Linked DNA regions of Mus musculus: region 1 is linked to region 2. A link is a loop called in an ENCODE intact Hi-C map of the cell type or tissue named here. Cell type or tissue: gastrocnemius. All regions are shown on one strand. Links, peaks and the distances in the headings refer to the core of each region. The heading gives the core; the rest is flanking DNA.

What was found. A loop is a pair of places that touch in the nucleus more often than their neighbours do. Peaks named below come from ENCODE experiments on the same cell type or tissue, not always from the same donor. Only the 100,000 strongest peaks of a DNase experiment are listed, where the experiment ranks them.
Region 1: it touches region 2 in a loop (2.2-fold over the local background); 4 of 42 quality-filtered maps call a loop at or near these places.

Annotation. Positions count from the first base shown.
Region 1 is chr9:32,829,261-32,839,507 of GRCm38, reverse strand. Gm3331 (a long non-coding RNA gene) reads right to left here. Exons shown (of 3, transcript XR_379227.1): 3 at 5,934-6,294. Among named protein-coding and RNA genes, the nearest start is that of Gm3331, 51 kb to the right of the region's middle. In gastrocnemius, for the core only: no CTCF peak of the experiment used is centred there; no DNase peak of the experiment used is centred there; H3K27ac peaks cover 2,301 bases.
Region 2 is chr9:32,585,817-32,596,063 of GRCm38, reverse strand. It overlaps Gm31871 (a long non-coding RNA gene), which reads right to left and starts at 1,568. Exons shown (of 4, transcript XR_379224.3): 1 at 1,502-1,568; 2 at 876-1,018. In gastrocnemius, for the core only: a CTCF peak has its summit at 5,963 (motif pointing left); a DNase peak (open chromatin) is centred at 5,959.

The DNA of each region.
Region 1 (10,247 bases), core at 3,155-5,654, 250 kb before region 2:
TCCGAGGCGAAGGAGAATTCTCCTTAAAAAGGGACGGGGTTTCGTTTTCTCTCTCTCTTGCTTTTCTCTCTCTCTTGCTTCTTGCTCTCTTGCTTCTTGCACTCTGTTCCTGAAGATGTAAGAATAAAGCTTTGCCGCAGAAGATTCTGGTCTGTGGTGTTCTTCCTGGCCGGTCGTGAGAACGCGTCTAATAACAAAGAACTGAGTCCATCAGACAGATTTTGACTTTCCCATGACCTGGACATCATATCAATATTCTGCCACACCTGAAAGAGCAGAAGCACCAAAGGTAAAAGACCAGAAACTTACCCAAAAAGGCATTTGCTACACAAACAAACACAAAACATTCTAGACTGGAAACCTGAGGCTCTATTGTTTGACAACTTTACATACACACATGGCACACTGCGTCTCACTAAACAGATAGTAACTCATGCAGAAAAGTTAGAAACAATATCTTTCTGTGCCTCAAAGCACTGCGTAAATGTGCTGCCCATAGGTGCCGTGCACACACAGAATGGATATTGAGAGACATACCTGTCACTTGTGTGAAAAACAAACCAGGAAACCAGCTCCCTGCCACATAAAGCAGAGCCCCTTAGAGAAGGATCCAGGACTCAGACTTGCTTGTCAGTCAGCAAATAGGTCTGTATTTCTTTGGTCCCTCCCAATTCTCATTTTAGAATGTGAATTCCTGTTCCATCCGTGCTCCACAGCTCCCCCTCCACTCAGTCCACTCATTACCTAATCACAGTTTCTCAAAGGACATAGAGCTAAATGCTTCTAGTTTTCTCCCTCCATGTATTTCAGAATGTCAGATTTGTGTAATGATCAAATTTAAGAACACCAGAGACCTTAGAGTCTTTACTTTATAGAGAGAAAACTGAGGTGTATAGGGTTTAACTAATCCAAGCTCATTGCTTCGAAGGAGGGGGCTAGATTGAAACCCAGATACTCTCTTTACATCAAGATAGAATTTCACTATGAAATCCCAGGCTAGCCTCAAGTGCATCATCCGACTGCATCAGCCTCGACGAGGCTAAGCTAACACAAGGCTAGGCACAACCATATCCACTTTGTACATCTAAAGGCTTCCCTGCTACCCAACCTACCTCTTCACCTCCTTGCTTCTCACTCTGTGGACCCACTAGTTCAACAGCAATGATTCTTCTACTGCAGGCTTGAACCATTCTCTCCATAGCATGGTACTTCTGCTTCAGGGTACTCAGACTTACTCTGAGAAGTAAGTCTTGACGTAGTTCTTGAAAGTAGCTCAACCATGGTATGGTGGTTTGGATATGCTTGGCCCAGATAGTGGCACTATTAGGAGGTATGGCCTTGTTGGAGAAAGTGTGGCACTGTTGGGGTGGGCAATGTGACCCGTCCCTAGCTACATGAGAGCCAGTCTTTTTCTAGCAGCCTTCAGATGAAGCTGTAGAACTTTCAGCTCCTTCTGCACCATGGCCGCCTGGATGTTGCCATGCTCGTGCCATGATGATAATGGACTGAAGCTCTGAACCTGTAAGTCAGACCCAATTAAATGTCCTTAGAAGAGTTGCCTTAGTCATGGTGTCTGTTCCCAGCAGTAAAACCCTAACTAAGATAACTGATCATGTGCTGGGCAATGGTGGCGCACGCCTTTAATCCCAGCACTTGGGAGGCAGAGGCAGGCAGATTTCTGAGTTCAAGGCCAGCCTGGTCTACAGAGTGAGTTCCAGGACAGCCAAGGGTACACAGAGAAACCCTGTCTCAAAAAACAAAACAAGAGAGAGAGTGAGAGAGAGAGAGACCTGGTCATGGCATCATGGTACTCTGAGTTTTGTTTCTTTGTTTAATCTCAACCTTACTTCTAGTTTAGGACAAAGTTCAATTTTACAGGGAAATGCAGTGTTTGATGCTCTTACACTCCTTATGCCTCATGCACAAGTGTCTGCATTCCGTTCTATCCTCATCCTTCCTTTTTTAAAGGTTCTTTTTTATGTGTATGAGTATTTGCTTGGATATGCGTATGTGTACCATGTGTGCATCTTGTGCCTGAAGAGACCAGAAGAGGGGGTCAGATTCCTTGGAATTGAAGTTACAGACTGTCATGAGCAGGCATGGGTATTATGAGAGGTTATTTCCTTACCTCTTTGTTAGTTGCTTTTGAACAAAGACATGGTCCAGAAGAGCAGGGTCCAGGAACACACAGTGAACCATATATATATCCATACACATACATAATTATATGCATCTTTCCCATATGCATAATGGGCATATATCATAATAATGCACGTGCCTAGTACATAATGAACAATAAAGTTCATGCTATAAACAAATACAGCTCATGAGATAATAGATATAGTCTGGTGTTGATAACGTAATAGACCTCACACGGAGGGACGAATTCTCCACAGACTTTCACAAATACTAGAGGAATCACAATAATACTGAGACAGGTCTGCCCTGTCTGCCACACTGACTGACTGCCACACCGACTGCCCTGCTGGCCCAGCTGCACTTGTGAACATCAGGCAGGCACACAGCTCCTTTCCCACTGCCCCTCCCTCTCATTTTATAGCCTTGTTTGGATTTGAGTTCTGGTGTGAATATTGGAACTGTTTAGCTTCACTGGGAACCAGAGACCTATCTCAGTGACCCTTACTGCTTACCTGCAGCAATACCCTGCCCTTCTTATCTACAGTTCCGTGGTTTTGATCTCTGTGATACTGGCAATATTTTCCCATAGGCTCCGGAATGATAAAAACAGCTTAAACAGTGAAAAGTGATCCGAGTTCAGCCCTGACAGGCCCTGCCGGCTACAGCAGACAAGATGAGCATCCACAAACTGGATACTTTCCCTGTTTAAAGCCCCAGCCTTCCTGCTTGTCTTGCCTGTCTTATGAGTCACAAGCAAACCCCACTCCTTCCCCATTCACATTTCCCACTCACCCCTCCCTCTTAAAATTTGAGTCATCTGTGAGACTAGATGCTGAGGACAGAAAGGCAGGCATACACTAACACAATCCTTCCATTGTTGCTGGCCAGACCGAACGCCATCTCCTCTAAACAGCCTCCTCAAGTCTGTGCAACTGCCACCCCTCACTTCTGGTCTTCCGTGGCAGTGTTCCTATGTTTCACACTTTAGCTTGTAATCATCTCTTTCATGTGTGCTAGGGTCTCGTATGCATTACTTCTAAAATGAAAGTCTGCATCCTTCACTCCTGAAATTCTTCCTTAATGACCCCTAATAGGATCACAGGAAAGTCCCTGACCTATCTACTCAGTACTTCTTTGTCGTGAATTTTATTGTTGTTTTCCGATACTGACTTCTGGCTGGCCCAGGGTCCACTATGCAGACCAAGAGATCTGCTTCCTGTGTCTAAAGGTGAGCACCACTATGCATTCACAACATTTTTTTTTCCTGTTGTTGCTGCTGTTGTTTAATAGGAGTTCCTTGGGATGAAGGTTGCTTTGCTCTCAAAAAGAGGCTTTTCAGGAAAGAAGAGGAAGAAAATTGCATTCTATCTCTTTTTGCTATAAACAATCCAAACTGTCCCATCAACTCTGACCCAAATAGTTGGGTTTGGAGAGCAGAGTTGACCATGGGGAGAATCTGCAGCTGACAGTGTGAATGCCAGGAAGCTTCTCCCATCTCTGCCAATGTGAAGAGCTAATGGATCTAGCAGGTTAAGTTCTTTTGCTACATGTGTGCACTAACATTCCAAGACCCAGAGGTCAGGATAAGCACACGTGAGTGGTCAATTGTCACTTGAGAATGACAAGAGCAAGCCAGGCTGGTGGAAGCTCGGCAGGGGCAGGAGCAAGCTTCAGAGTGAGGCCCGGAATGGGGGTGGGAAAAAAGAAAGGAGGTCTCTCTGCCCTGACCCGGAGTGGGAACAAGGTGAAAGGGGAGAACCCTGGGCCAAGGCAGTGACCCAGAAGACCCGAGCAGAAGTAAAAACAGATGCGAAACAGAAGCTGTCAATATCCGGGGGGAACAAGGGGGTCTGCCCCGAAGGAGATGACCCTGAGTACGATGCACTGTTGTTGATGTGTCTTGACTGGGACTGGCACTCCACAATTAAATCTGGACAGCCACAGGCGTGGAGAGCTGCCCAGAGCACACAAAACACTTTGTCCCTCTAAGTGAACAGGGAAAGGAGCGTACCCTGTCGAGCCTGGAGGAGTGACCCTTCCCATAACTCATCCACTTGACACACAGATACCAGGCTCATTACCCATGCCAGGTTCCAGAGACTTGAGTTACATAAGACACACTCTTTGTCCTCAGGTTGCATACTAATCAGTCACTCCCGTGCTAATCTAAGAACTGGCAGTCACAGGCTCCCTTATGCAGATGGTGGTAGATGGTGGCTCTGCTAAGGGAACCAAAGAAGCCTGACCCCAGCCAGCCCCAGATGATCGCATCATTTCAATAGCGAAATCTCAGGCCACAGACTAAGTTTTGCCTCTGGGCAGTAGAAAGGCTCTGAAGGGCCAGCAGCCCTTTGTTTTCTGATCCTCTTCCTTACACCAACCCACACAGCCATTCCTGGGCTGGCCCACCCTGAACTCAGTGTTCCTATTTTTTGTCTTAAGCCAGATGTGACTGTTAATTCTCAGGGCCCCCGGGAGACACCCAAAGTCCCATGCCAAAGTCAGCAGGGTTGTCCCTGGCTGGGATTTAGTGGGGTCTAAATGTGGAGCTTTAGTGTTTAAAATATGTATTTCCAAAGCACTGGCTCCTAATTACTATGTTATGACCGCCATTATAAAGAAGAGGAAATTGGGATTAAGGAAGATTAAGTAATTTACTCCAAAGTCCCTAAACAATCAGGTAACAACGTTTATCATATGAAGGTTAGCTCTCACTCCTCCACCTGGAGGCACACTTCCTTCTCCTGAGGGCCCCTTTGTTCGCCATAGTGAACCTCTACAGATCACAGCTGAGAGACCCATGTGAAATCACCTCTGTGGAACCTTTGTGAACCTTTGGTAGAATATACTGGCCGAAGCCTCTTAGAACACACTGTATTGTCTTTTCTGCATGACTATCTATTTCCCCACTGCAAGTTTTCTGTAGATTTTTGCCTGTTTTTTTTTTTTTTTTCCTACCTTAGCATCTAGTCCCAAGGCATATACACTACAAATGCCTAATAAACATTTCTGGAATTCAGATCTCTTTTTCTCCAAATCTCAGGTACTTTCCACTCCAGCAGACTTCCTTCCTGTTCTCTATAACTTCCCAAAGTTGAGCTAGATCAAGTAGAAAACCTTATCTATGAGGCGTATGTTGAAATTACTACCCCTCTGGGTGGTATACTCTATTTTCTTGCACCTCCATATGGAGAAAGTTTAATTTATAAATTAGGCATACTAAGAATAATAACTAATAATAAAATAGGACAATAACAGCAATCGGCGGTGATAGAAATTTTTTTTTAAAATATATGAACTCATTGTTTACTTCCTGAAGTTTTCACCCAATAGTTTTGGACCTTGCTTGGTTATAAGTAACTAAAACATTCAAAAGTCAAGTGTGTGCAGAAGAAAGGACTCCTGAATTGATTCTTTCTGACTTCACTCATCAGCCCAAAGTTACAAATGTATCTTCTCTCCAGGGTCTCCATTAACACATGGGGGCCTTGGGTAAAAATTTAACGTCACACAACTATATATCAACTAATATATGTCCTGTGTTATCTGCCTTCATGACAAGCTCTAAGGTCCAAAATGACACAAAATTCTCAGCCTGCAAAGTAAAGACCCTGGTCACGCTTGAAGCCTAAGAGCTGTATAAGATTTACATCCCCCACCCCCACCCACAAGGCACACACCCTAGAAAGAAGCCCGGGGAAGCCCTAGAAATGCACCGTTGGTCATTTGGCCAAGGAAATCCGGGACCACAAGTACCCAAGGGCGACTTAGAAAATGTGACTGGCCTGAGTTCCTGGAAGTTCCCGGAAGTTAATCAGACCTGGTTCTGGAAAACAACACCCTGTTGCCAACGCTGGGGTGGCGCTCACTTCCCCTTCCTTTAAGTTCATAGTCAAACAAAATCCAGCTTGATTTGGAAATGACCACCAGAGCATGGCTTCAATTCTTCCTTCACTTGTGATGAGGCTGAAGTCTTTCAACTGCCCAGTTCCTGTCACCAAAGAGGAGCAGCCAGCGCACCATCCAGTCTGCTTGTCCCGAGGCCTAAGTGAGGAGAAGGCTGGCTCGATTTGTATTCTTTCACTGCCCTTGTTCCTGAGATAGTTGATGTGAGGAGGGTGATAATTTCAGGTGCCTGGTTTTCCACTGTTTTCCCTGATAAAAGAAACGGGGGGGGGGGGGAGGTCAGTGGAGAGAAAAAAAAACATATGTTTTTATCTTTGCCAGAGAGTTTCCATTTGATTTGGCGATGGGGACAAGAGGCAAAGAAAACACTATGAGCAAGCAGTTGTGCAGGGCTCTGGGTGCCCTTTGGTGCTGCCTCCAAGGTAAAAAAAAAAAATTAATTAATTAATCAATTAATTGATTAATTTAAAAAACCTGACTCCCTTCCTGACAAATTATATAAAGATCAAGAGAGCTCTTCTTGACATTGACTAAAAACAAGACCAGCAGTGATAGGAGACAGCGGACATGGGGCTGGGTGTAGGCTCTGCTTCACTCTGGCTGGACTCAATCTCTTGTCTAGAGCAAACAAACCAGGTCATGGGAGAGATACATCTAAAATGAATAGGATTGAAAACCATGAGCTGTGTGCTCCCAGAAAGCACTAGTCTGCTGGACTTTCTCTCTAAAGCTCAAACACCCCAAGCTCCCAGTTGTGATTTCATTGTTCCGTTGGATTCACTGGTTTTTAAGGTATTTTGAGACTAACTCTTAAGGTCTTACCTCTGTGAGTGGCTTTGGGTCCAATAGTGACTCCAGAGATCTCAGAGGTCGTTTCCCTCCCCTCACACAGAGCAGCAACTAAAGGATATTTGTAGGGTGTTATCTACAGCATCGGTCACATCAGAACATTCTAAGTCAGCACATGAATATGAGAAGATTAAAACAGAAACATGAATGATTTCACAAAATGATGGCATTGCTGTTTGGTTGTTTCTTGCTTTCCTGTTGTGGGTCCTTTGGTTCAGCATCATGCTGGCACACAATGAGTGTTGTTCCCACTGCCACAGCTCTCTCTGACAGAAAGAGAACCTTGGCATCCACACTGTAACAGCCAAGGTTCATCATGTCTTCCTTTCATAACCGTTTGTGTCCTCATCAATCCCACTGACGTGCAAAGCATTAATCACAGGTACTCCTGTTTCTCAGAACATGGGGTTCTTTGACTTCTAGTAGTGGACCTGATTATAAGGAAAACTGGCCAGCGTCAGTCTTCCCTTTCTGCAGAAGTTCTTGCTTGTTGGTCCTGATGCAAACAGAATCTGGAGAAGATGGGGACAGGAAGAATTGACTGACAAGTAATGGTAGATTGGTCCCAAGACCAGGCCAGTTTGAAGCTTGGTGGCATATGTCTTAAAGAAATTAACTTCAAAATTTAAAATGTTAATTTCTTTTACTGAGTCCTACATTATCTTGTCTCTTGTGTCTATGGTATGTCACAGAGAGGAGGGATTGTTCATAGTAAGGAAACAGATTTCAGTTTAGTCTGGAAATATGAATTTTATTTCTCCATTAGATAATAAAATTATAGCCAGGAGAAATAACTTGACCCAGAAACAGACAGGCAGCAACATTTGAGCTGTATTAAGAAGGAAAATAACTAGCTTTCTATGAAATCCAAACTTTGGTTTTGGCCAAGCCATAGCCTATAAGAAAATATAGATTTTTTTCCCTACGTGACCCAAAATAATTAATAAATTAACAATCATGTTTTCTACCTCTAGTCCTTGTTTTTATCTTCCTCCCAAAATGTCTTATTATATGTACATGTGCAAGTGCAGTCTCTCTCTCTCTCTCTCTCTCTCTCTCTCTCTCTCTCTCTCTCTCTCTCTCCTTGATAGTATTTACTAGCCTTGTGTATAATGTTCTTTGGCTGTATTAAGAGGTAAGTTTCCCAAGGATAGATGTCAGCACGCATCTCTGATCCAACTGTAAACTGCAGTGTCAGGCAGCTTCAGGCACAAGTATACACTTAATAAATATTTGGTCTGTGGGGGGAATGAGATCAATGGGTGGGATGTGGCATTGTATATGTAAAGCTTTCGCTTGGGCATCTTAGAATTGTACTCACAACTTTATCCCCAAATATACAGAAAACGTGGGAGGATGGGATGACTCTTTGTCTAAGTTCAAAGGCATATGAAGAAAAATAAGATATACTGAGTTTCTACTGAATACTTCTATTTTATCTATATACAGTTCATTTTATTTACCTTCTCAGGTAAATAAAAAAAAAGATACTGAAATATATTTATTTTACCTGAAGTAAATACATATCATATACTCTTCAAGAAAACCTAGGCTCAGAAAGGTGTGTTTACATCAAGAGACACACAGCTGCCATGTGTGCAAGGTTTCAGCACCTTCGATGGCTCAGACTCTGACCTTTCCTCTAATATGTCCTGGGAATCTGAGTCCCCTTTCATTTTACTAAAATGAAATTCCAAAAGTTCTCTGTTAAAATGAAAGGTTTTCCCTCCATTCATAAGGAGAGAGAGCAAGAGAGAGTGAGAGAGAGAGAGAGAAGAGAAGAGAAAACTTCCTCTGACCAATGGAAAAATAATCCAAAGCTCTGCTTCCTGGCAAAGGGCCTAATAGTGTGGGCCAGGCTGTGAAATAGAAGGAGACAGATTCTCATGGAAAGCAACCTCTCCACCCACTCATATTTGTGTTTCTCTGAGGTTAACCCAGGGCCCCGCCACTGCCTCCTGCACATCACTTTGGTGACTGTTCCCACCGTCAGCACACAGATAGTGGAGGGTGGAGGCATTGGAATCTTATCTCCCCTATTAAAAGATAAAGCCCCCAACTCAACCCTTATCAATATAAGCTTCATGCACACCAGTCAGGGCTTACAAGGGAAGCAGACAGCATGTTTCTGATCATGGTTCAAGTGGGATCCAGGCAGCATTTGCCTAGCCAGCATGGCCTTGAGAGAGGTAATTAAAACCAGAGCTGTCTGCTTTGTTTTGATATTAGCCAGACCTTCTTTTGAGGAAATATATGGTAATAAACTGGATGAAATGGTGGGGTAAAAAAAAATGAAATTAACATCCTCTTTCAAAGTGAACCAAATGCTTTGTGGAACTCCTTGTTTCTCTTCTTCATAGATGGTTTACAACCAATGTGTGATCCCAGTCCATTGTTGCTAGTCTCTGGTTCATTAATTCATTCATTCATTCACTCACTCATTCATCAAGCAGTTTTAGAATGCCTGCCAAAAAAACATCCTGCATTAAGCACTGAAATATAAACCCAAAGGAAACAGAATCCCTTTTCCTGAGAGACAAAGGGAGCAAGGGAGAATTGTTCTGGACAGAGAATAGGCTACCCCTCAAGATTCCGCTCACACCAAGGGGATCCTTCTCTGTGCATGCACAATTTGTTCTACAATCACCTTAGCAACTCACGACCTCCTAAATTGTCCACCCTTTCTCTTGCCAACAAGGATTATCTTTACTTTCTGCTTTTGATAGAAGTCTGCTATTCTGCCATCTCCTCCTATTCAGCTCTTACCCATCCTTTGAGACTCCCAGGCATCAATTAACTCAAAAGCCAACAATCGTATCTGCCCTCTATGACTGATCTGCTACCACATCCCAGTGGATCCCTCAGTTCCAAAGATTTTATATTACCTGTCAATTTTCTGTACATTTTTCCTTCTCTTCTGCTACATCAAGAAAGCTAAGGATGGAATAGGATATGTTACAATTGTTTTGAAGCCTAGGGCAATATACAACATAGTGGGTATTCAGCAAATATAAGGGAAAAGGCTTATTTTTGTGCAAGGTATAACAGATAGAGTTGAGGGGGAGGTATGCTCAGGAAAAGAGGAATAGAAAATGCTAGAGAAGTCTTCATAGGAAAGATTACTGATCTGAATCTTGAAGAATTAGCATTAAAAATTAGTTTTCTCCAACAGAGTCTCACCGAAGACACAAATCACTTTAAGGGTAGGCCATGTGTCCAGAAGAAGATGGACAACACAAAACAAAATCAACAGTATCTTTACCAATACTTTGTCTCAAATATTGTGTCAAGACTTTCTTTTCCTAACCTTACATGTTTGTTAAGTATATGTCATGGTTTCCAGCTTTGAGATT
Region 2 (10,247 bases), core at 4,851-7,350:
GAGGCCCGTTAGCCTGAGGCAAACCTTTTCTGTAGTGAGGTACAATGAAGACCATGCTCAGGAAGTGACAGGAAATAAGGCTGATGGGAGGCAGGTCCAGATCAATGGTGAGGACTCAGTTTGCCTTGCTGAGCAATGGGACTGGACTGGAGAAGTTCCCAGCAGGTACAGGGGAGACAGTTTGCCTGAGGAAGGGGCCTTGGGGAGCTGTGTTGGGACACAGGGTAAGAGGGAGCTGTAGAGAGAACCATTCTGTGACCACACCTAGGAGGGAAGCCTACAGGTCAAAGGTACCCAGAGATAGTGGAGTGGAGTCCTCAAAGTCCTAACAAATACTAACCCCTCTCTCCCCCAATCTAAACCAGGTTCAGAGGCAGCCTCTCTTCCTGCTCCTTTCTGGGCGGCTATGAGGCTGATCTCTGCTCGCAGCTGCTCTTTAACCCAGAGGCAAAGGTGACTAATCCAAAGGAAAGGCCCCCAAAACCAAAGGGAATATTTATTTTAAGAAGTTTGACGTCTGAAGGAAGGGGTGGAGGAATGGGGGTGGAAGGGGGGGGGGGGAGAAAGGTCTGAATGGGAAGCCATGACATTCCCAGATCCTAGCCATTGTGTAAAGAGAAAAACTCCTCAAGATTGTGTTTGTCCAAGAAATCAGACAGTTTACGGTCCCTGAGTCAAAACACTCAGGGGTGGAAGCCGGAGTTTCCTGGGCTGAGTGCAGTTACTAAATAAAATGAAAGGAAGGCACAATTAGAGGCATGAATTGTTAGGCCAGTGAGTCTGGTTGCCAGGGCTGGAGCCCAGCAGATGCTATATGCAGAGCAGAGGCAAAGTGGTCTGCCAGGCCCACCCACACCCCACTGGGCCCCACTCACCATCCTGGCTCACTGTCGCAGTCACAGCGATAGCCCTCTGTGGCTCCACCTGACCTCAGACTGCCTGGACAGGAAAGGAATGTGTGAGCCCAGCCAGGCCTTATGGACACACCAGGCAAATTAATGCTGAATTCATGCCCACTCTGGAAATCAAAAAATTAATAATAATAATAATGATAATAATAATAATAATAACCGCTTCTCTTGCTAACTTGGGGAAGGGCTTTACTGTTGTCCTGTAAAGAACAGGCACAACAAAGAGCTTACCAGATCTCTCTATCCTGACTGGAAAGACTGAAGGGTGGAGGGGACTGTATCCCCGTGAGGAAAGAAGATACCCAAGTCCCCCAAAGTGAGGGGGAGAGATAAAAGGGGAAGAAGGACGAAGAGAGAGGGAGAAGGGGCTTGCCTGCAACATTCTTTAATAGCTTGGGCCTATTCTAGTCTCTCCACCCAGCTCCTACAGGCTTCAGGCTTCTTAGTAACCCCTCCCCCTCCCCACTCCGTGATGCATGCGTGGTAACTTAAGCAAAGACTCTGTGTCAGACAACCCTGGGCAAAACACTGATGGAGAAAGAGTATGTCCTGGCAATGTGACAGTCCCACCCACGTTCCCACTCACTGACCCTGCTGGATGCCTTTGGGTTCCTAGGCATCACCTGGGCAGAAGCAGCCCAGGACCTCAGTTCTCAGGCTCTTATTGGTTGACACCTTCTAGAGCTCCCTGAAGCCTCAAGCAGGGTTTAGCTCAGTACTTGTGGGTATGACAAACTCTGAGGGAGGTGTGACATGCAAGGCAGCAACACATCTCAGAAAGAATGAAAGAGGAAAACCCCAGCCCGAGCCTGCAAACTGTTTACAGTATCTGTTGATTTAAAAAATGCACAGGGGTGGGCTTTTAAGAAAAAGTTAAATGGCCAATGTGGTTTGTTTTGTATTATTATTATTAATTATTATTATTATTATTATTATTATTAAAATCCCTTTAGAGGCCATTTCTCAAGTGTTCCCTGTAAACAGAAAACAAAAAACAAAAAACAAATATGCCTTCTCTGGTGAAGTCTGATGGCAGTAGGAAGAAGACCCCTGGCTGCACTGAAGTCCTCAAAGTGCTTGTAGAATGTAGTAGATTCAAAGCTTGTGCAGGTAGACCAGGGACGGTTTGTGTTGTTTTTTAAGCCAGTGTCAGGAGCCATTTCACTGTGGGTGGTCTAGAAACCCATTTGCTTCAGGGCCAGAGCCTGCAGTAAGTAAAACTCCTCCACCTCCTCCTCCTCCTCCTCCTTCTCCTCCTTCTTTTCCCTCCTCCTCCTTCTCCTCCTCTTCCTCCTCCTCCTCCTCCTCCCTTCTCCTCCTTCTTTTCCCTCCTCCTCCTCCTCCTTCTTCTCCTCCTCCTTCTCCTCCTCCTCCTTCTCCTCCTTCTTTTCCCTCCTCCTCCTCCTCCTCCTCCTCCTCCTCCTCCTTCTCCTCCTCCTCCTCCTCCTTCTCCTCCTTCTTTTCCCTCCTCCTCTTCCTCCTCCTCCTCCTCCTCCTCCTTCTCCTCCTCCTCCTTCTCCTCTTCCTCCTCCTCCTCCTCCTCCTCTTTCTCCTCCTCCTCCTCCTCCTCCTCCTCCTCCTCCTCTTCCTCCTCCTCCTCCTCCTCCTCCTTCTCCTCCTCCTCCTTCTCCTCCTCCTCCTCCTCCTCCTCTTCCCCTCATCTTATTCCAAGTAAGGAGTTATTAAGTTATTCTCATTAAGACATTAGATGGCATCTCTGTGAATGGTGTCTCCTTCATATAGGGCAGGAAGACTTAGACCAGAGCAGAGAAGGTGAACAGATGAACAGTGACCACGAAGCTAGGAAGCTTAGGGCCAGGATGAGGGAGCCTCCTGGAGATTCCAAAGACCTTCAGGTGTGTTTCATCTTGCTTCTGCAAGATGGCCTGGTCATTCTGCCTGAAGCAAGGGTCTTTTTGATAAGGGTGAACTTTGAAGAGTGGGAGAAGGTGGGGGCACAGAACAGGGTCTCAGCTCTGCAAAGGAAAGAGACAAGAACTGACAGAGATAAGTGTATTTGACCTTCAGCCCTGGCCACTGCTCAGAAAGTTAACACTGGCAATTTAAGGAGCCCTGGACTTGAATTACAAAGGCCAGGGCCTTAGCACGACCACTCTGTTAGATGTGATAGATCTAGGGCATTTAAGCCACCTCTCGGGCTCTGTGCCCTGTTAAACAGAATTGTTCACAAGATTGTTAGGGAAGCTAAGTGGAGCGTGTTTAATTCGGAAATGGTCTGGTGGTACCCAGAAGTCATGGGATTAGACAATTCCCTCTTCTCTTGTTTTCTCTTCTTTTCTTTGTCTTCTTTTCTTTCTTTCCTCCACCTTTTCTAGTGAGTATAGCACCCCAGGCTTCCTGGACGCTAGGCAAGCTCTCTTCTACCACCAAACTGTACCCTCTCCCCTAGAGGAGTTCTCTTTGGAGCCGGGCCAGCCTCCTTCTTTCCAGTGACAGCAAGGACACTACCCACCATTGTGCACAGACAAAGGCCAATTGTGGGCCTCTGTGGATTCTTCAAGAAAAAATGTAAGACCAACCCAGGAGGCTCCCTGAGGAGGAGGCCAATGTAGAGCCAGCTCGAGGATCCCAAAGTGGATGTGGTAATGCCCCAGGTGGATAAAGGCTGGCATTTTGAGACAGTTGGCTTCTCCTGGTGACAGCTACCTAGGGAAGACACTCAATTTAGAAACTCAGCTTTGGTGAATAAGCAAAGGAAAAATAATTCTAATTACTTCCCAGGGTTGCTGTGTTCCCTGGCAGGCTGCATTCCTGCTAGCATTAAAAGGAGTTAAACATTTGTTTTATCCTGTCATGGAGAGACAAGCTCTAAGACACCTTCCCTGACAAGGTTAAAGCTGCCGCCTGCCCTTGACGCTGTCTTCAGAGTTGCTGTGTGTCTTGTTGCTGCTTTTTGTGTTTTGTTTTGTTTTAAGACCGTTTTGTATCTTTCTCTATCAAGTACGCTGAGCAAAACAAAGGAAAAACCACAGGTTGCAATAACCTTGACTTCTGAAAAGTCCTCTGGTTCCTGCAGTAGAGCGAGTTTGTTTTTTGAGATCTGTTTTGTCACAAAGATAAAAGTCTCAGCAGTTAGCGTTTCAGCCCTTTGAGTTTGTCTTTCTCATCCTGTGAAATTTCAAATTGTACTGTGGAGTGTAGTAGCCTGGAACTTGAAGAACATGGCTCAATGGCGCCCTCTTAAGGCCAAGAAGGAGAGGTACAGGAAAAGAGGATACGGTGTCTAGAGCATGCCTGGCCAGCCAGGGTAAGTTCCCACGTAGGCAGGATCCGCTGCTCCCTGTGTAACAAAACCGAGCAGCTGCATTAGTCATCCAGTCCAGACACACCGTGCAGATGTGGGTGCTCCCGCCACACAGTTGAGAAGGGGTTGGGCTTAGGCATTAAACAGGCCTTGGATTCAAGTCCCGCACAGGGTTGTTACTTAGCCTCTTTGACTCAGTTTCTCTCTTTACATGATATAAAATATTATGAGCATTAAGATAGGAGCATCCTTTGCTCTCTTTTGGAAATTGGTTCTAGGACCACCACCCAGGCCTCTCAAAGAGTAAAGTCCATACCCGGTTCCAAATGCTTTAAACAACGTAACCGCTGTGTAGATAGCTGTTACACAGTAGTGTTTAGAGAACTATAACAACACACCCAGTTACTACAGATAAAGTATCCCAGGCCAGGCTGAAGAGTGTACAGAGCCATGTCTGGGGGGGTGGGGGGCTGTCTATTCTCTCTCTCTCTCTCTCTCTCTCTCTCTCTCTCTCTCTCTCTCTTTCTCTCTCTCTCTCCCTCTCTCTCTCTCCTTGCCATTTATTTGCTCTCAACATGCACCGAACTATTTCATTCTCACAGACCCTGTGATCTATGGTGTATTATTATCTACTTTATAACAACAAGAAACCAGGCCCATGGTGAGTTGATAGTTACCCCATCTCATAGTTGGCACAGGCAGGCTTGAGTCCGGGTGGTATGGCCTGGAGACCCAACAACCCTGCGCATAGGACTCCTGCTCACTGGCAGACTGCCCTTCTGCTGGGAGAGCAAAGAAGAAACAGTGTGGCTGGCCTGGCATAAAATAATTAATAGGAACTTGAGTTAGACTCTGGTTCTTGATAGGTCATTTCCAGAAGAGGCAGGTCCTTGGGTCCATCTGTGCTGTCTCGTGCAATAGGGCTTCTTTCATTGATAAAGGTAAACAATATTTTGTTGTAAGTATCTACCACATTTGATTGCTCTATTTAGCTGTCAAAAATAGTTAGGCTATTTTTCACCCCTTAGCCACTGTCAACGATGCTGTAAGAACCATGAAAATGCAGTGCTAGTTCTCTACAAGATGCTGACGTCAGCTCCTCTGGGAAAAGGCCCTGGAGCAGATTCTTCCCTGGGTCTCCGTTAGTTTTAGGTTGCCATGGCAGCGGCATCTTTCTGCATCCCCATCAACAGTGCAAAGGTTCCAATTGCCCATACCCTCAACAATGTTTATTCTTGTTTTGATAATGCTGTCTGACAGGTGTATGATATTTTCTCATCGTGAGGGAAGAATACAGGAATGAAATGTCATATTGACAATGTAAAAAACCAGTAAATGATATTTGGACAGTCTGCATGCTGTCCAAATCTGACTTTAAAAATATATATATCAATATACCCTAACTACAAATTCTTAGTATTTTTTTATTATTCAAAATTCCTTATTGGTATTTACCCTCAGAAGTTGGAGGGGGCAATCAGTTCCGAAAGCACTTCCTACCTAGATATGCTATTCGTGTTTCTTTAAAAAGTGAGCCCCTCTGGGCATGGTGCATTTTTATGAAAAGGCTAGGTAAGTTTGGGGTAGGAGGACAGAGCTGAAAAGTCTGTCGTCTTTGTGGATAGGGGAAGCCACATTTAAAGGGCATTTTTTCTTCAGAAAGAGACCTCTTAGAACAGAAGTTCAAGCAAGAACATTCTTTCAGCTAAAGGCCTCTCTCCTCCTACTGACTGGCTCCATCCCTTGACAAAGACACGAACTCTGCTTTGTAGCGACCCCTGCTGGCCATATGCACGTGGTACAATGTAGCCAACTACCCGTTCCTCCTGAGATGCTGATAAAAAACAGAGGCCAGCATATAGGCAGCCCCTCCTAGTCTCTTCTGCCTTCTGAGTTCTGGACTATCGTGAGTTAAGAGAAACCTTCCTGGTCGCCCAGCCTTTTGCCTAGGAGCTGCTAAGGACAGAGATGGGCAGACACGAACCCTTCCCCCTAGACGTTTAGAGATGACTACAGAAGAGAGGGTATCATGCATGCTAGAGCGTGGCATTGCAGCGAAGAGGGGGCCCCCATATATAAGCACTAGAACGTTGGCAGAAGAGGCGCTGTGTGAGCTTCTCTGGAGCACTGAAGCAGAGAGTGTGCCGAGGTCTAAGGAGGACGCATGCTGGGGGGGGGGGGGACACACACACGACAGGGCTCCCGCTGAGGTGGGAACAGTGGTATGGGAAGGTTTCCTCTGCGCTTCTAAGGCTCCTCCTCCTGATGATGTTTAAAGCAGAGCTCTCCTCTTCCGAGAATAAGGAACATGAGTGAGGTGGGCTTTCAGAACCCTCACTAAGGAAGAGGTTGGCTACGCCCCTCCCAGAGACCCTTGGCTTCTCTGTTAAGACACCATTTGTCACTTCTTTGCTCAAGACTGTTGGGTGCAGTAATGACCACAAGGGCAGTCTAGGGAGGCAGGTAAGTTCTTTTCATCTAAAGCTGGTGGGAAAAAAAATCTCTATCCTCATCCCATGGGATTTTGGGTTCTATTAGAATCCAGTTCAGAGATGACTTACAACAAAGCAAAAAAACCAAAAAAACAAAAACAAAAACAAAAAACAACCCAAAAAAACAAAAAAAATTACAAAAAAAACAAAAAAACAAAACAAACAAACAAAAACAAGTGAATTAATTGGATGTTAACAATAGTGTTCCTCGGTTCTCCTTGAAATCATTTAAAATGTTTAAGGGCAGCTAATGTTCATCAGTCATATTGGGTGCACCTTGTGATGGACAACTGAGCCATAAGAAGTGACAAGTGTCAGAGGAGAGTCTTGGACTTCTTTCTAGCATCTTTGTTACTTTCAAATGTCCATAACAATGTCCCCAAATGGAATCATCAAGCTATGCCCCAGCTCAAATAAGGTTCAGCCATTACACACGGGTAAATCCTTAACTGTGTAGGGAGTCAGGGGACTGCTCTTGACTCTGTGGGGCTGGGCTCAGCCTCTTGTTACCTGAACAGACAGTGTGAACACAGAGGAAAGTAAACAGCCCTTTGCACGTTAAGGACCAATATGGATATAGTAATGGATTCCTCCAAACCTCAGCAGCTGAGTCGATTTACAGCTGGGAAATTAGACAAAGCTCACAACTCCCCGAGCTGGCTGCTTGCCCCTTAAACACTACCTGACTGTCACCAGCCCAGGAAGAAATCAAGTGGCCTCCTGGCCTCAAAATCTCCCAGGGTGTTCAAGGGCTCCAGGCAAGGAAACGTGACCTTCCCTAGACCCCCAGCCCCCAGATCTCCAAAATGTTCATCTGGTAGAGCAAAGACAAAGCTTCTGAGAGCCTTTTTTTCTGGGAAAAAGTGGGGGTCTCTGTGATCCTGGGGGGCCCAGCCTCAAAGAAACTTGCTGGAAAGACTTGGGGCTCTACTGTCAGAAGCTAAATGGGAACGAAGCAAGAAAAGATGGAGACAATTGAAAGATAACCCTGAGAGTCTCACTTTTCCGAAAATGGGAATGAGTAACGTCGTAAGTCCTTGGACTGACGGGGCAGAAGGAAGCTGGAAGCAAGTGGGGGAAGTTTAATCAACACAGAAAAGGGCATGGAAGAAGGTCTAACTGAGAAGAAGCGGGAAAGGGAGCTGAGGAGAAGAGTCGGGTGCCAGCCGAGCTAGGAAACCAAGCATTTCAGTAATAACACAACAGCTTTAGAAAATCAGTTGTGAAAAAAAAGTCAATAGAGTTGAAAACTCCGTTTATCATTACTCTGCTTCCTAAAGTGTGGGACCAAAGGCAGCAATTAGCATTGCAGAGCTGGGCTTCAGGGTTCAAGTCATTGGTCATGTGCAAAAATCCATGATGTGCGCGTGCGCACAAGTTGGGTGAGGCGTGTAGAACAGTGTACTGCTCTATTGAGAAAGATGAACACACAGAATCAAGGATTGACAATGCCATTCAGACAACTGCCCGTTGAATGGAGCATGGGAGCGGGAGGTGGGGCTGAGAACAGGTTGGTAATCCAAAAGAATCAGAGACGCCAGAGACTCACAACCATCTGTGAGATGCACGATCAGCTGAACTGAGCTACTCGGCTGGGAAAATACAAGAAGCCAGCAAGAGGCCTGTAGGGCACTGGCTGCTGAGAGGGAGTTCTCAGTGAGTGTCCAGGCTGTTTCTGTCTGGAGGGGCACTACAGCAGGAGGCCAAGCCTCAGTGCAGGGCTAACAGGACGAGGCAAGTATTGCAGATCAAGCTCAGCCAGGCTTACTTACACAACCGTGGAGGAAAGAGAGTTCAAGACAAGCCCAGGTTCTCAGCTGAAGAGGAAATGCAGCTCGTGGTAGTGGAGGGGTTGTGCCTCGTCATCTTGAGTTTGAGTGTGGAGGCAGAATTCTTTGTTCCCTGGGGGGTTGACATCAGTCTTTTCTCCTGAGACAGGGCCTCCCTCACATTAGATGATCCCTTCCACCTACCTGTCAAGAGAGGAAATGAGCTGCTGAGTGCCATGCTTATCCCATCTAAAACTATTTGTTCCACACTGTCTAGATTGGAGACTGACCAGACAGCTATGTGGCACATTACAGCCCAGCCAACCTGATACAGAAAACTAACCATCCTAAGTGTCCTTCAAAGAGGCAGAGACCGAAGAAAGGCTTGAAGAAGAGTCCATATTAGCCTTCTGTCACTGCGACAAATTTCTAACACAATCAGTTTCAAGGACACAATTCATGTTGTCTCATAGTTGGAAGATGTCAGGGCATAGCCAGTGGTCTACTGCACTGTGACCCTGTGAGTCAGTAAAGGGCATTGAAGTTGGAACAAGCAGAGAGAGAGAAGGAGAGAGAGAGAGAGAGAGAGAGAGAGAGAGAGAGAGAGAGAGAGAGAGAGAGAGAGAGAGGTGAGGGTCTGAAGATCTCCTTCATAAGCATTCCCCAATGACTGAACTTCCTTCCACTTGACCCCACACCCAAAATTTCTGCAACCATCCAGGAACACAAAGAAAGAGCATTCAGACCTTTAACAAATGGGATGTCCAAGATCTAAACTCCAGCAGATTCCAAGACAATTATAGCAAGAGTTGCCTGGAGGAGATGAGAAACAGGAGAGAGGCAGAAAGTTAGAGGTGAGTTGGGGTGATGGCTCAGTTAAAACACACTTGCCACCAAGTGTGATCCCAAATCTGGTGCCAAGTCTAGTCCCAAGGATCCACCCAAAGAGAAGAACAAATCCCACTCATTGTCCCCTGCCTTTCACACACATGCCATAGAACACACTGTGCCTTGTCAGCACTATAAAAATCAAGAAGTTTGGGGCTGGAGAGCAGGTAGGAGCACTGGCTGCTCTTCCAGAGGTCCTGAGTTCGGTCCCTAGTACCCACATGCAGCTCACAACTGTAACTCCCAGTTCCAGGGGATCTGACCCCCTCACATCAGTGCATATAAAATAAAAGTTAAATAAATTATTTTAATAAACCTTTTTTGGTTTTTCGAGACAGGGTTTCTCTGCAGACCAGGCTGGCCTCGAACTCAGAAATCCGCCTGCCTCTGCCTCCCGAGTGCTGGGATCAAAGGCGTGTGCCACCACGCCTGGCTTAATAAACCATTTTTAAAATAACAAAGTTGGAAGCAAAAGAGGGCACAGAGGGTGAGGATAGAGGTCACAGCAATGACCAAGTGTCTTGGTGTAAGCCTCATGGCTCAGTGTAGCTGATGTATAATGCACACATTTTGGAATAAGTTACTTTAATGCCCAACTGGCCTAGGATTCAATACAGACTATTGGAATTCTTAAGGAAAAAAAAAAAGGCTGTCATGGGTACCTCGTGCTGTGGGCTTAATCCCAGGGCTCTGTCAGCAGCCTTTGTCACTTTGTTAGGAAGAGTGGTGAGGAACCAGGCCCTGAGTTCAGCAAATGAGGTTGCCGAGGCTTGAAGCTCATGGGACGACTTGCCATCTGTGGTGTGCAAGGATAAGGAGGACTTAACTCTATATCACACACAAGGTCAGGTCAGCCATACCCGCTGCCCTGAGTAACAGCTCCGCTGGGTCTGTAGTGTAAGAATACGGCAGACATGCTGAG